2 separate regions of the Mus musculus genome follow, and region 2 is linked to region 1. Evidence: chromatin loops called from intact Hi-C (ENCODE). Cell type or tissue: gastrocnemius. All regions are shown on one strand. Each heading gives the region's core, and the rest is flanking DNA. Links, peaks and the distances in the headings are about the cores only. Region 1 holds the start of Zfp110 (zinc finger protein 110). Region 2 overlaps Zscan18 (zinc finger and SCAN domain containing 18).

Evidence for each region. Hi-C counts contacts between places; a loop is a spot of excess contacts. Peaks named below come from ENCODE experiments on the same cell type or tissue, not always from the same donor. Only the 100,000 strongest peaks of a DNase experiment are listed, where the experiment ranks them.
Region 2: it touches region 1 in a loop (2.0-fold over the local background); 2 of 42 quality-filtered maps call a loop at or near these places.

Annotation. Positions count from the first base shown.
Region 1 is chr7:12,833,397-12,836,304 of GRCm38, reverse strand. Zfp110 (zinc finger protein 110) reads right to left here and starts at 1,544. Exons shown (of 8, transcript NM_022981.5): 1 at 1,141-1,544; 2 at 778-858; 3 at 1-12. The coding sequence starts at 822. In gastrocnemius, for the core only: a CTCF peak has its summit at 1,356; DNase peaks (open chromatin) are centred at 721, 911, 1,345 and 1,594; H3K4me3 peaks cover 2,070 bases; H3K27ac peaks cover 1,451 bases.
Region 2 is chr7:12,773,351-12,776,258 of GRCm38, reverse strand. It overlaps Zscan18 (zinc finger and SCAN domain containing 18), which reads left to right. Exons shown (of 7, transcript NM_001017955.3): 2 at 601-2,146; 3 at 2,669-2,818. The coding sequence starts at 688. Among named protein-coding and RNA genes, the nearest start is that of Zscan18, 5.9 kb to the left of the region's middle. In gastrocnemius, for the core only: a CTCF peak has its summit at 1,407 (motif pointing right); DNase peaks (open chromatin) are centred at 1,090, 1,453 and 2,016.

The DNA.
Region 1 (2,908 bases), core at 110-2,609:
CTTCACAGACTCCTGAAAGGCACAAGATGCAGTTCAGTCCAGGGTTTTCCTCTTCTACAGTGACAGAAAAATAGGAAGGCTGAGCAAGATGACCCAGCTACATTTTACTTATCTCATGTTCCTTTGTCTGAATCCTTGAGCAAATCGGTCTGACACTAATCAGGGGACACGTGAGACTGTGGTCTATGAAAACCTGTTCATTTCTCACTAATCAGGGGATAGGACTGTTGGTTCCCATCTATACCTCTTTTCTTGTTTTTGAATTGTCACTTCCTTAAAGTAGTTGCTGAAAACTAAACATGAGCTTCTTATCTTCTTACACTTGTCAGTTTCTTTCACCAGACCCTCAGCTTAAAAAAAAAAAAAAAAAAAAAAAAAAAAAAAAGAAAAAATAAAGGTTGAAAAGGATTGGTGAGATGGCTCAGTGGGTAAAGGTGCCTGCTACCAAGCCTGAGTTTGATTGATCTTCAGGATTCATATGTTGGAAGAAGGGTAGCGATCCGGAAAGGTACTCTCTGTCCTCTACAAGCAGGCAGTGGCACACACGTGCATGCCCCCCCCCCCCCAAATGTAATAGTATTGTTTTTTAATTAAAAAGCCTCAATCTGGCTTGCCAGTTCCTGGTTCAGAAATCGGTTTGTTTGTTTCTTCTATTGTAACCACCCTCTTGGGCAGTCCTCCAACTCCTCCCGAAACTCAATGATATTTGAGAACAAACGTCTCACCACTAGCCGACCCCTGAGCCGACTCAAAAGTTGAAAAGAAGCCTTTACTCACATGGGGCCAGGTTGTTGGAAGCGTGGAAGCCATACTGTCCTCCATGTTCTCTCCCAGGAGTAGGCAGAATGCTGACGAAACCTAAAGTGGAAGAGGGGGGCACTAAGGAATGTGCCCAGCGGCTCCCCCACCTCTGCCCATATCCCACCCCTCAGCAGGACATGACCAGTCCACCCCAAAATTGCAAAGTGCCCAGTGAATCCTCTTCCCGACTCCCATAAGCCTACAAGACAGGTTCCCCTCTAACCGAGAGGGGACAGCTGATGTCATCTAATCCAAAAGGCGGTTGGTTTTCTTAAACTGTGGTCCTTATTTAGAACGCGATGTCTTCCTTAGGATTTGTTCGGACCCACGACTACACACCTTCTCCCGGGTCCGTAGAAGTGGCGCCACAAACGAAGCCGACACTGGGTTCCAGAGGTTGCAAATAAAACAGAAGATGGGTGCTGCCCCCGACGGGCTTTCACGCAGCGCTACGATTGCGGAAAGACACAATGGCGCTCGCCCGTCGGTCTTGTCCCGAACTGCGCCAGCTCACGAGTCCGGACTACAACTCCCAGACGCCCCCGCGGACGTCGAGCGGCAGCAGTTAGGCGGCGTTTGTCCTGTTGGCGGGCGAAGCCGAAGTCCGAAAAGTGTGTTATTGACTGCTAAAGAACTAGGATGCAGCTTTTGAAGAAGGATACTAAGACGCTGAGCACCAGTACCTCTGTGGACAGAGACCGAGGCTAGGAGAGAATCGAACCCACTAACAGGAGCAAAAGAACTTGGACAAAACGGAAGCTAGGCATGGGCAAGGGGGTGGGCCGGAAGTGCTGGTGTTAGGTCGGCTGAGCGAGGCACGCCGCGTAGCAGAGCAAGGAAGGCGGGACGAGGGGACAGATGGAACCTACGGCTCTACTAGTGTAGAGGGGGAGGGAATCCGGATTGGGGCTGTCTGTGGGTCGGAGGCAAGAGAAGACAAAGTCATTTAACGGAGTTTACTGTGGGGAAGGAGAAAAGGATGCAATCTTACTGAAGTTTCACCGGTACCCTTAAAGGGAGAGGAAGAAAGGAGTAACTGTAGAAACAGAAAGCCATTAGGCATCGGAATTAAAAGTACTCAAATTTCCATGAGAGGACAGGCGTTTGCGTCCAGATTAGTAGAGTGGGCAGGGTTGTGTGGTCTGGGCAGGGTGGTGTGGGCTTATAACGTTTAGGTGGGAAGTATGGAGACCTGGTGGACTTAAAATATGGTAGGCTACACTAAATGTCCTCTCTAGTTTTCCCCAGCAGAGGAAGGGATGTAGTGAGAATCCTGGAATTTTGGTTTCTTGGAAGAACAAACAAATATTATAAAATAATATTTTGTTTGATTCCAGGTATAGGGATGTGGGGCTGCTTCAGACTGCCTGTAGCAGCTGACCGTGATTTGTTTTGTGCTCTAGCAGAATCGTGGTTCTGTCTGTAGCAGATAGTTTTTTGTGATTGTGTTATATTTGGAATTCTGAGAACTTTTCAGAGAGTATATTAATGTTAGGGCCCGATAGGCTAGGGGCTGGGCTGGACCAGTTGGTTGTATAGGGAGGAGGTTGGTTGTGGTTTCGTAGTAGCTGAGGTCAAAGGAGAAGCAAAAGAAAAGAAATCAGATTCAGGGATTTCCTAATTCCTCTCTCCCCTCTATTCCTGTTTCTTTCCAGTCTAGTGTTAAGGGGTAAAAAGGGGGCATGGATAAAGATGGGAGGAAGAGGAGAACCCACAAAGTTGCAAAGACCAGCTACAAAGGGACATGGAGGATCAGAGATGTATGAGGAAAACTAAAATTACACTCAGTCCCAGGGATGCTAACTGTAAATATCCATACATGTGGAGAGCTCTTGGGACTGCTTCTAGGAATTGGGCAGGAATTTGACATTAGGCTAGGACACGGAAGTAGGCTCAGGCAAGAATTTGACTTGGGGCTAAGATCAAGATCTTGATCGTTTTGTAAGTCCCTGAATACCACAGGACTTTGTTTATTGCCTTGTTTGTACCTTGACTTAGAACTGACCTTATTCTTTGCATGTACTTAGAATAGACTAGAAAAAACAGACTAGAGAAAAATAAACCCACTTCAGGCTCAGCAGGGGCTTGAGTCCTGTTATAATGTTGT
Region 2 (2,908 bases), core at 245-2,744, 60 kb after region 1:
GCCCTTTAGCTCCTTGGGTATTTTCTCTAGCTCCTTCATTGGGGGCCCCGTGTTCCATACAATAGATGACTGTGAGTATTTACCAGGCAGAGAGAGCCTCACAGGAGACAGCTATATCAGGGTCCTGTCAGTACAATTTTGTTGGCATCTGCAATAGTGTCTGGGTTTGGTGGTGGTTTATGAGATCTAGCTGTCTTCAGATGCACCAGAAGAGGGCATCAGATCTCATTACAGATGGTTGTAAGCCACCATGTGGTTGCTGGGATTTGAACTCAGGACCTTTGGAAGAGCAGTCAGTGATCTTAACCTCTGAGCCATCTCTCCAGCCCGAGATCTAGTAGTTTTAATGAGAAGAACAATACTGCACTGAGATCCTTCTTGTTTTGGGGAACTAAAGTCCCAATAATAAAGACTTAGATGTTATAGTGATATGGTATTTTGGGGATAAATCTGATTTGGTGTGATACGACCTATATCATATATATAATATACATAGTAAAAATGAATTTACTGATATTGTATGGTACATTCATCTAGGTGTATAGCTGGGGTCTCACTCTGTGGGCATCTGTTTTGTTGATGTCCTTTGCTTTTCCTCAGGTACTGCTGACCTTTCCTGGTTACCCTGTTATCTTTGCTGTCTTTGCTGAGTTCTTGGCAGTTATATTTCTGTGGCAGCCTGTGAAGATGCTGCCTTTGGAGAGGGTGTTAGCCTCTCCTAGAAGCTCTCCACCCCAACCAGAACCATCTACTCTGCGGTCAAAAGATACAGTACAGCAGGAAGAACCTGGCCAGCAGGAGGAACCCATCCAGCAGGAAGGACTCATTAAGCAACAAGAACCTAGCCAGCAGGAGGAATGCAGGAGGCAGGATGAACTCATCCGGAAAGAAGAACCCATCCAGCTGCTGGAAACTAGTCAGAGGGAAGAACTCAGTGAGCAGCAAGAACCTAGTCAACAGGATGAGCCCAGTCAAGAGGAAGAGTCTGTCCAACTGCAAGAACCCAGCCAGTGGGGAGAACCTGGCCAAAAGGATGTACCCATGCAGCAGGAAGAACCTATGCAGCAGGATGAGCCCAGCCAGTGGGAAGAACCCATGCAGCAAGATGAACCCATGCAGCAGGAAGAACTCATGCAGCAGACAGAGCCCATTGAACAGGATAAGCCCATCCAACAGGAAGAACTCACCCAGCAGGAGGAGCCCATTCAGCAGGATGCTTCCATCCAACGTGAACTCATTCATCAGGTGAGGCCCATCCAGAAGGAATTGATTCTGCGGGAGGAGTTCATTCAGCAGGATAAGTGCACCCAAAAAGAAGAATTTATTCAGCAAGAGAAGCCAATTCAGCAGGTAAGGTTCAGTGAACAGGAGGAACCCAGCCAGCAGGAGGAATCCAGCCAGCAGGAGGAATCCAGCCAGCAGGAGGAGCTCAGTCAACAGAAGGAGTCTAGCCAGAAGGCTCAACCATACCAACAGGAGGAACCCAGCCAACAGCAAGAGCCTAGCCAGAAGGATCAACCCAGCCAGCAGGAGGAACCCAGCCAACAGCAAGAGCCTAGTCAGAAAGATCAACCCAGCCAGCAGGAGGAGCTCAGCCAACAGGAAGAGCCTAGCCAGAAGGATCAATGCAACCAACAGGAGGAACCCAGCCAACAACAAGAGCCTAGCCAGAAGGATCAACCCAACCAACAGGCAGAACTCAGCCAACAGGAAGAGCCTAGCCAGAAGGATCAATGCAACCAACAGGAAGAGCCTAGCCAGAAGGATCAATGCAAACAACAGGAAGAGCCTAGCCAGAAGGATCAACCCAACCAACAGGAAGAGCCTAGCCAGCTGAAGGAAACAGAAACCATCACTGAGAGATCTGCTGCTGACCTCGAGTTTTCCCGCCTCCGCTTCCGGGAGTTTGTCTACCAGGAGGCAGCTGGGCCTCACCAGACTTTGGCCAGGCTTCATGAGCTATGCCGCCAGTGGCTGAGGCCCGAGGCCTGCTCCAAAGAGCAGATCCTGGAGCTGCTCGTTCTGGAGCAGTTCCTGGGCATCTTGCCAGACAGGGTCCGTCCCTGGGTGGTAGCCCAGTATCCCGAGAATTGCAAGAAAGCTGCCTCCCTGGTGGAGGGTATCTCTGACATCCTGGAGGAGCCAGGTGAGGCTGCCACCCCAGAAGAAAGCATGCCTTAGAGGAGACGGGCAGGAGGTCCTGGAAGGATTGGAATCTGCAACATAGAGTTCAGACCCCAGCCGTGGCTTTCCTGAGAGTGTAGTCACCCCATGTGTTAAGGGGCACAGAGACAACCATCCCTGAGCTGGTAAGGGAGCCCCTCAGTCACCAGGGACCCAAGCCCCCTCCTCCGTGCCCAGTGGCATTTCTATCAGGCTTGCCTCATGGACTAGGGCACTCACTGCCTTGGGTTCCTGCCCTCACATTTGCTTTCCAGATGTTTGGAGGGCAATCAAAGGCAGGTACCAGGCTCTTAAAAACTAGGTAAATATTCTGGATGGATTGGTAGCTGGAGGTTTTCTCTGTATCTAAGGGTGGGGCCTGAGAGATGGGTGGTGATGGTCTCTAGCCTAGAGGCTCAGGCCATACTTTGGGTCCATATCTGGCCCTTTGTGGATTTGCTGTGTCTCAACCTATTGGAATTACTATTGCCTTGATTGTACACAGGAATGATGTTGTGTTCCCCGGGTGGGTCATCATCGTCATTCAGCGAGGGAGACTATGAGAGGTGTCCTGAGCCCCTGCTGCTACCATGTGGGTTGCTAAGTCCTAACAGAAACTTAAGACCTAGGGACATCCTGGTACGCCGTGATACTTGTAAGTAGCAGCGATCATCTTGCCGTGGCTGACCTTCACTGAGGAGGTACATGGGGTGTGCAGTTGGGAAAGGGAGGATGTGCTTGGTGG